2 separate regions of the Mus musculus genome follow, and region 1 is linked to region 2. A link is a loop called in an ENCODE intact Hi-C map of the cell type or tissue named here. Cell type or tissue: gastrocnemius. All regions are shown on one strand.

What was found. Peaks named below come from ENCODE experiments on the same cell type or tissue, not always from the same donor. Only the 100,000 strongest peaks of a DNase experiment are listed, where the experiment ranks them.
Region 1: it touches region 2 in a loop (3-fold over the local background); 6 of 42 quality-filtered maps call a loop at or near these places.

Annotation. Positions count from the first base shown.
Region 1 is chr12:79,534,492-79,539,491 of GRCm38, forward strand. All of the region lies in intron 7 of Rad51b (RAD51 paralog B), which reads left to right. Among named protein-coding and RNA genes, the nearest start is that of Rad51b, 240 kb to the left of the region's middle. In gastrocnemius, a CTCF peak has its summit at 2,167 (motif pointing right); no DNase peak of the experiment used is centred here; H3K4me3 peaks cover 717 bases; H3K27ac peaks cover 3,067 bases.
Region 2 is chr12:79,600,750-79,605,749 of GRCm38, forward strand. The region is part of intron 7 of Rad51b (RAD51 paralog B); the gene reads left to right. Among named protein-coding and RNA genes, the nearest start is that of Gm36048, 200 kb to the right of the region's middle. In gastrocnemius, a CTCF peak has its summit at 2,531 (motif pointing right); no DNase peak of the experiment used is centred here; H3K27ac peaks cover 1,470 bases.

The DNA of each region.
Region 1 (5,000 bases), 66 kb before region 2:
TATAAGGTTCACTTTGGCTGTCGTTCTGTTCCGTTCAGATTCGGTCCCTTTCTGAGCCCAAACTTCTGCTCTATCTGCTGTCTTTGAGTTTACAACTTCTTTATATCCATTTTTCCAGAAGCCAAATAGTTAAGATTATGTGGGACAACACAACCACACTTGTGAGGTGTACATAGGACTTGAACCTAAGGAGATGAGAAAGTCTTTCTGCAAAAGGAATTATACAAAGATAGAAAGCTGGTGAGAAAAAGAAGGATAACAAGATAAAGAGGAAATTACAAGTAGCCAGGTTCCCTTAGAGTGAAGCAAACCAGAGTCAGTGTTGAAGGAAAAGGAAAGCTAGAAACAGGACCTGGAACTTCAAAGACAAAACAAGCCTTGAGTTCCCCACCCCCAGAGGTGTTAAAGTGCCAAGGCACACATACTCCTCCACTAAAAGTTGCTTGACAGACTCTAAGTGCCTGGGTCACCAATGGGCCTTAAAGGGTGAGGAGATCTGAGGTGCTATGACTTTGACATTGTGCAGTGTTTTGCAGTTGAAGTCTTGAAAGAAAGGAGATGTCATGTGTATATAATGCAAGCTTACAGATTCTAAGACTAGTCTCTGAAGCTTGGTTTGCCTGTTAATTTGTACACACCCTCAAATGAGCTGGTTTCCTAAGAATGTGAGAGCTCTCAAGTGCGGGCTGTGATTTTAGTCACTAGATGTTATTTAGAGCACAAATGTCATCACTAACATGGGCCAGCCATTGTGGTACAGAAGCAGAGACCCTTGACCACTTTCTACCTGCAACTTTCTTACATTTAATAGAAACTCTTCTCTATTGGGATTTTATTCCATCTAATAGGGAACAAAATAGGAGGCAGAACTTTTGTTTACTACCCAGCATGCCGCTCAGCGGTGCAGAAGCTGGCTGTGCTTTCAATGACGATATGAATAATGATTTAGAAGTTTGTTTTTTGGGGTTTTTGTTTTTGTTTTTGTTCTTTTGTTTTGTTTTGTTTTGTTTTGTTTTTTGTGGCTCCCACCCCTTGCAAACACTCCCAGGGCTAAGCACTTTTCTCCTTTCTCAGACGGGGAGGAACAGTATTTGAATTGATCTCAGATACAAATTTCTCTCCTTCAGACTGTTTGCCCGAGCCTTAGAAATGTGGCCTGATTACATAAGCACTCTGGAATGTAGATTAAACAGCATTCAATTTGAAAATCTAATCACCTCATCTAAATATCATTAAGTTATAATGGGCTGATTGATAGAGACCAAAGCCGTCTTAGCCTGGTGTGCATGCCTTTCACTCAGCCAGCCTTTTCAAACCAAGATGTTGATAAAGGGGTCTATAAATCTTAGTAGTTGGAGACAGTTTAAAAGCATAGTTCACTGGGTAAGGTCACACCCACTTAAGTGACCTATTTTGTATACTTTTCAAAAATAGGTTAATTAACTTAATAGAAATAATAGGTCTCTGGTATTGATGTGCAATTACTACAAAAACAGGGTTGTTGGTTTTTTTTTTTTTTTTTCTTTCTTTCTTTCTTTCTTTTTCCTTTCCGAGCAAACACGATGTTCATGAAATTGAGGGCATAATCGCTATGACAGAAACCAGGTTTAGCAAGGCGAGCTGTGTTCAGCAAATACATTTCAGACTTGCCCTTTAAAATCTACCTTTATTCCAGGTCCTAGGACATGGGCTCCTGTCTCCTGGAGCATTCTGTTCCTGGCACTCTCCTATTACAGCTTTTAGGAGGGATTACTTTAGCTGTTGCTGCTTTCCTAATCGCTGTACTGCAGTTTATTTAGCTCTTGGCCCTGGAGCCTCAGCAGGCATAGAGTGCAACAAATGCTGGCCTCTTTTCTTTTTAAATCAAGGGCATTTTCTTTATGGTTCCAACACATGGTTCATGTGCTAGTGTAGTTTCAGGGAAGGATACAGTGGAAAGGGCGAAGGATGCCCGGGCGAGAGTCTTATTGGGACAGGCTGCAGCTTCCTAATGCATCCGGCTTTATTTTGATGCTATTTTTGTTTTTATTGTTATTATTTGGAACTCAAGCCATTCTCCCAAAATATTTTATACTTTGCTTAGGTAGGGCTGTTATAACCTTTCTTTTCTTTCCCTTTTTAAATTTATTTTATGTTTATGAGTATGCTGTGGCTGTCTCCAGACACACCAGAAGAGGGCATCAGATCCCATTACAGAAGGTTGTGAGCCACCATATAGTTGCTAGGAATTGAACTCAGGACCTCTGGAAGAGCAGCTAGTGCTCTTAACCGCTGAGCCATCTCTCTAGCCCCACAAGCTTTGTTTTCTATTACTGGCTACTAAAATTGTGTCATTTGAATATGTTTTGTGTCTTATGTAAAGGGGTGTTTATTATATTATTCTGTAGAACCTTTAAGTACATTTAAATTAGAATTTCATGTTTAGAAATGCTAACTCCCAGCCATTGACAGTTGCAAAACCCCGTAGTCTTTAACAGGGAGACTGTTTCAGAAAAGATGAAAGGAGGAATGGTGGGCTAGATAAAAAGAAAGAAAAGAAAAAATATCTCTCCTTCTCTCGGTCTGATACTGTGTATCACACACAGTTCTCTAAATACATGTTGCTAGGTCCCTGACGGTGCTGCGGCCTAGGGAGCAACAGTGATACTCATTCATGTGAGACTCTTACAATGTAGTTGAGACAGGTACATTTTGAATTGGTGGATTTATTTTTAACAGATTGGAGTATTTTGCAGTAGAAACTGTTGGACTCCTTGGTCATCTTACAGCAATGCCACAGCTTGCTTGTGCCTCCTACCAGCCCAATCTTTTCTTTTCAAGAAATAACACACTTTTATTTATTCTTTAACCAAATGTATACAAGCACACAATGTACTTCTACTCCTTCCCATAACTCCTCTACGATACACTTCCATTCCCCCATGTATCCTCTTTTTAAAAAAATAACTCACCAAGTCCAATTTGGACTGCCCAGTTACTCTTGTGTGTGGAGTCATCCACTGGGGTATGGTTGATCTATCAGGAGTCACAGGAGAAACTGAATATCTACTTCCGGAAACCATAAACTTGGGTAGCTCCTCAATTAGAGGTCGGGAGCTCAACATGCTCCTCCCACTTCATGCTAGGATGTTGATTGGCTTGGTCTGCTGCTGGTCTTGTGACCATAGCTGTTGTGAGTTCATGAGTACGGGTCCGGCCATGTCCAGAAGAGACTATTTCACTGTATCCTCTCAGATCTTGCAGTCTTTCTGCCTCTCTTGTGTGGTGGTCTCAAGTCTCGGGGAGAGGCTATGATGTCTCTGTGTGGTTGAGCACTCCTCTGGTGTTTATTCTCTTCACGTTACCTGTGAGTTTCTGTGTTGGCCACTTTCCATTGCATGAAGGAGCTTCTCTGATGAGGGCTGATAACTGAGAACAAATGTAGGGAGCAATTTGATATGATGCTCATCTGGCAAAGTAATAGTTGTCAGTTCAGCCCTGAGGTTCATGCTCCCCAACCAGGAGTCCTGTGGCCAGATTACAGTACCAGGGATGCATTCCTTCCTGTACTGTGGACCTTAAATCCAATCAGAATGTGGTTGGTCACCTCCATAACATGCATGCCACTCTAGTATCCATTCATGGGCATAACTTGTCAGGCCTGCTGTTATTGTAGCTCACAGAGTTAAGAGCTGGGGGAAACTGTTGGTGGCTTTTCTCCCCCATTAGCCTGTATAACACCTAGTGCTAGAGCCCAACACTTGTTAAATGAAACAAATCTTATTTGTATATGTGTGTATATAAATGTATGTTTGCAAAAAAAAATCAGAGAGTATACTGTTCTATAGAATCTTAGCTGTAATGGAAGAGCCTTTAAAATCTCCCTTCCTTGGTTGGTTCTTTATTGGGAGACAGGAAGAATCCTTTTTAACTGGACTGTAGTGATGTCTTGATGCAGCACAGGCAGGTAAGACTTGGTTTCATGTTGGACGATAGAATGGTTCACTCTTCAGTACCAGGGATTGGAATTAGAAAGGACCAATTCAACTAGAATTTACTCTGCTCTTTTATTCCTCTGTCTGTGAGGTGGGCTTCCCTTGAAAGCATCCTCCCTCCCCTTGACTTTAGCAGCATCCCTTGTTTGAAAGCAAAGACCTTGTTTCCTGTTCTGTTTTTTTGTTTTTGTATCCTCTAATTTGCCTAGTATAGGGTCCAGTTCAGAGCAAACACTCATTAAGAACATTTTAGTTAATTAACTACAAAGTATCTGGCTTGAGCTGGGGAGAGAATGACAATTAGAGGAAGTACTGGCACACAGGGATATTTTCCCTATTAGTAATTTTTTCCTAATACTGATAGTACTATCTGTTCCTTATAGAAAGTGCGGAAGAACAAAAGTTTAAAATAAAATCACATATCCACTTCTTGGATAGCCCTAGGATACCTGAATAAGTTGTACAGAAATGTTGATAGCATTATTCAGAATGCTGAAAAATGTTGAAACAACCTAAATGTTCATCAATGATGAATAAATCAACAAAATATGGCACACACATACAATGTCATGTTGTTCAACAAAGAAAGAAATGAATTATGGGTACATGGTATAATATGGATGCACCTTGAAAGCAAAATGCAGAAGTTTATATGATGTCAAGGAAATCTGTCGAGCAAAACTGGGGTTGGTGGTTGCTTCATACTGGGGGAAAGTGATCTATGTGCAATAACTAGAACACATAATCTATCTCTCTCTCTCTCTCTCTCTCTCTCTCTTTCTCTCTCTCTCTCTCTCTCGTGTGTTTTCCCTCCTTTCCCCATTTCCTCCTCTCTCTCCCTTCCCTAGCTTTAGGGCTCAAACCTAGGGCTTCTTCCTGCATGATAAGTACGGGTTCCATTCCTGACTATACTTGCAACCCTGTAATTCTTAGAGACATGATGAAGCTGTTTGTAGTAGACAGTGGTAATGATTGCACAGCTCTGTGAATAACGGTAAAACTGTTGAAATGCTTTCAGTGGGTAAA
Region 2 (5,000 bases):
TTTGGGGCCAAAGGCCATTGGCTCGTTCCATGTGTTTAAAGCAGAATATTTCTGTGTGCATTAGCAAACTTGGGTATGCGAGCATTCATTTCTTAATGTTAAGGTAAGTTATTATAGGCTAGTAACTTAGAATTAGGATTCCATTTGTATCTATGCAGATGGACTGTGGACCCATGTATAAGCCTCTAACACCGACAATGTCAAACACATATACAGTGTTTATTATTTATCAGGCACTGTGTGCTTTTACCAAGAGACAAGTTTACAGCACTGAAAGGTCAATTTTGATCATCTTAGCCAAGGCCATACATAATGATTATATTATTTGGTCTGGCTAATATTCCCCACCATGAAGCTTATATTTTAAAAAATAAATTGTTTTAGTTTATGATTATATTGAGTCATACTGGAATGTCTGCTTCTTTGCTTTTGTAACACATTAATCTCTGGGCTTATTCATTGAGTTCATAGACGCTTATTACGCACCTGAGTGTACTAGTCATCAGAGAGAAAATTGTAAATCCTAAGATGCCACCTCAGACCTGAGGACATACACTGTGCTAGTGCCTTTTAACTAAGCAAACAAAACACATGGAGAAACACAGAGCATGAAACAACTATTTCTGCAAAGAAAAGGAGACAGTAGAATTGGGAATTTATGAAAAATCTGAATTTTCCGAGTGTTAAGGTTGGAAGGAACAGCACCATCATAGGGAATGGTTTGTATGAATGCTGAAATGTTTGAAATGGCATAGCATGCTGGAAATAGAAAAATAATCGTAGAGTCATGGTGGGGAGCTGAGTGGGTTAAATTAAACGGAGATGGTGATGGGCCTTGGGTAGAATACTCAGAGTTGCAGAAGAGCTCATGGTAGTTTAAAAGAAAGACAACAACTTTATTGGATTATGTTTCAGAAAAAGAACTCTGAAGATAATGTGGAATAGGTCTAAAGGGGAGCAGAGGCCAGACAGAAAGCGTCTGTGTGTCCCCTGAGGGGTAGCAGCAGTGGGAAAGGAGAACAAGATCCAACACGGATTCAGAAAGTACAGAGGGGAGACTGCAGTGGGGAATTGAGAACAGACCATGATGTTTGGGTAATCCCTGGGTTAAGGATGCGGTGCCTAGGTGAAGCTAAATGCCATCAACAAAAAAATCCTGAAGGAAACAGTCACAGAGAGTGTGTTGAGATCACTTGGTAACACGTTCAGTTTAAATGATGGCACAGATTCAAGAGAAGACATTGAGGTCCCCTTGGTAACCATACCAAGATCAAGAGAATGAAATCCCTAAAACACGTGAACCAGGACAGCTTGATCGGACAACAGAGCATAAAGCCACCTAAGACCGCAGATTATAATCAGTAAGACTGCTATCAAGGGCCCTTCATGCTGTGGGAGAGTTTGGGGAAGTGCAAATGGGGATACTTTTTACTTTATACCTTTGGATCCTGTTCTTTCCCTACACATGACTAACGGCCTTTGTAAAGAGGCTTAAAAGTCTCTGTCAAAGGCTAGTAGGCTACCGACCCCTTTCTAGGCTGTTATCTTGAAGTCTGTTTTAGGGAACCGTTGGGGGCCATCCCCTCAAACACATAAACGCATGCTTTGCTTAGCTTTCCCCCATTGACCTGCACTCCCAACTGCTGGTGCCATATAGATTTGCAGACATCTGTGCCCCTTAACTAATTGCAGCAATCTGTTCTGTACATCTCTGAGAAAGCACACAAATTGATTCCCCAGCAATGTCCATATCCAAGGACACCTGTATGACCCCCCCTCCCCCCATCAAATCAGCTGCCCCTTCACCTTGTGTTCGCCTGCTATTTCCATTATGGGGCTAGTAATAGATCAGCCTCAAAAGTCCCTGTCCTGGGAAATTTCTTCATAAGAGAGTTACTGGAAACAATATTTTGGCTGTGGAGCCAACTTGTGGGTTTAAATATCTTCCAGCCGGCAGAACACCTGGATTTAAGTGTCTAGTCCCTTCTGACTCTGAAGAATGAGCTGTACCTTAAATTGAAGCTCATAAGCACATTGGGAAATCATGAGTCTGTTTCCTCCTGCTGTTTGCTGAAGCAATGAAAAGTAAATGAATTCAGAAGGCGCAGAGCCAGTTTGAAGCGTCACAAGCAGGGGCCTTACAGTGTGCAGGGGTGTCTACACTTTGGCTTTAGTGCTGTGTGCACAATTACCTTGTGCAGGCTGCTGGAGCTGGTTCCTTCCCTGTTGCAATCCTTGCCTTTTGAGAAAAAAAAATCAACTTCTTGTATTTCATGCTGACCCTAACATCTAGAACCTTCCGTGTAAGAATTTTATGGTGACTATCTATCTGTTGACTGGTTAGATTCTCTAAGTTGTGAAGGGTGAATAGAATAGACTTCTGACCCTCTTGAATTCAAGCAGTCCACTTTATACCTGCATAGGAAAAATGCATGGCCGATGGAGGATCACATCCTCACAGCTATGAGGTCCAGTGATCTGCAAATATATTTTAAAATTATTTTGTGTTTATGAATACATTGTTGCTATCTTCAGGCACACCAGAAGGGGGCATCAGATCCCATTACAGATGGTTGTGAGCCACCATGTAGTTGCTGGGAATTGAACTCAGGACCTCTGGAAGAACAGCCAGTGCTCTTAACTGCTGAGCCATCTCTCCAGTCTGAAGGTTAGAATATTTTCCTCCCAAGAAAGCAGTTAGCAGTGATTTCCTTCCATGTCTTCCCTCCCCCCCCCCTTCCTCATTCCATCCTCTAGTTTCAAACTTCCAATCTGTGCTTCTAAGGATTTGAATTATTTCTACCCACTCCTAGCTATTAAAAAGTATTACTACTGTGAATACCTGTGTGTAAGTTTTTACACAGATACATGTTTTCATTCTCTTGCAAATATAGCTAGGAATGAAATTATTGGATCTGTATGTTAACTCTGTGTTTTGACATGTTGAACAACTGCCAAATTGATTTTCAGAATGACCACACCATTTCACACCCACCCCGGCAATGTAAGAAGATTCCAGTTTCTCCACCTGCTTCTCAGCAACTCTTATTGTTAATTCCATACCTAGTTATTATTGTAAAGTGATATTTCATCGCAAGGTCAATCAAAACCTTTATTTGTCTTTTTACACAGAATAGAATTTAAGTGTCCTGCAGAAATGTTACTGATAGATTGTGGTGATAGTTACTCATCCCTCGGACCCTCGGCCTGATCTCAACCCTTAACCCAAAATAACACAATGCCACCTTTATGTAATATGTCCCTGGGCTGTGGTCTGTGGAGCACCTGCAGTGAATTTCATTAGCCTGATGGATGCTTGTTACAAATTCAGATTCCTGGTCACACAAGGATTCATACTATCTGGGGGTAAGAGTGTGGTATATAGGAAGTTACACAGCTATGTAAAAATAAGCAACATATGTGGACCCAAATACCGTGACTAATGCGCCCTCATTATAAGCTTAAGACTTTTCATCTTCTTATTTACCTGTTGAATTACACCAAAATAGCTAAAAAAAAAATTTAGTGAAAAACCAAGTCCTTAAGTAAAGTGTATGAAAGGTGGTAGAGGTAGGGGTGGGGGACAAAAGTCTTTAAACCAGCCACACTGCTTAGCCATAGTTTCTCAGCTGACCGGTTTCTGCCTGAGTGGTATGGGGGAAATGGACATGACGATGCCTATGGTTCTTTTCAGCTGTAATGAAGTTGTAGCATTTTGTAACCACTGTTAGAAGATGAGGCTTCTGGGAGAGCTTTGACACGTTACCAACAACAAAACAATAAGCATTTACTGAGTAGTCATGACATGCAATGCACCGCGCTGGCGGGTCCCGCCACGTAGATGACTGAGCTGCATCCCTGGCCTTGTGGAATCCAGTCTCCAGAGGAACTGTATCTTCATTCCATATACAACAGGATTCTCATTTGAAGAAAGTGCCTGTAACTTCTCTGTCGCTTCCCTTGAGAGCACCTGGAAGGTATGGTGGATTTGCACTCTTCCTGTGACCATTTGGTCTCCTCTTTCTTGATTTTCTTTCTCAGGTTGCCATAGACACTTGGTGGTGCTGAGTCTATGAAGATGTTCTACTGTATCTGACAGGCCATAAGAGCATCCACCAGGCATCTGGAAGCAGCAAGGCCTTTTTCCTAAGTGTGACAATGGCATTTTTCAGTAGTCCTATCTGCCTTTGTCAGCAGAAGTGTTTTTTAGGGCCCCCTTATTATAGTGGAGGCCCCATCTTACAATGATAAAGATGACTTGGGTCTTCAGTTTTCTTTATCAGAGAACAGCCTAAGGGTGTAGCATCTTCACCCTGTTCTTTTGGGTGAGGTCAAGATAAAGCTGGGCTAGATGAGAAGGTCGTGTGGTAGAATGCTTGCCTAATACGGATGAACCCCCAGGTTGGATCCCAGTGCCACATACACTGTGTGAGGTAGTTCATGCCTCTAATTTCAATAGTCAGGAGGAACACAGAGGATCAGAAGTTCAAGGTGACCTTTGGCTACTCCATAATAAGTTCAAGGCCAGCCTAGGCCACATGACCCTGACAAGCTCTCTTGTCACCCGTCTCAACTAGCACATAATTTCAGATCAAAAGCTTTAGCCCATGGAATTTCACCTCGTTGGTTGTCTTGCTCAGGAATTATAGGAGTGTTTGATTTTTTTTTTCCAGGTTAAACTATCAGAGAAAGAAAAAGTCATTCAATCCTTTGTTTGGGTATGTTGGGAAGAGAAACCAAGAAGGGAATGAAAAAGAACTGGGCTTGTTTTCTCTTAGGCACTGTTAAATATAGAGGAAGCTACATTCATAGGGATGTATTGGCCATGAACACTGCCCAGGCTGTCTGGGCTTCAAACCCAGCTATCTACCAAGACCCTTTTCCCTGTAATTTTCAATGTTCTCCTGGTACCCTAAGAAACCCAAAATGTATGTGTTCTTCACACTGCTACACAGCCTGTTTTTCCTCTTTCCTTTTGGTTTTTCTCTTTTTGTAAGAAA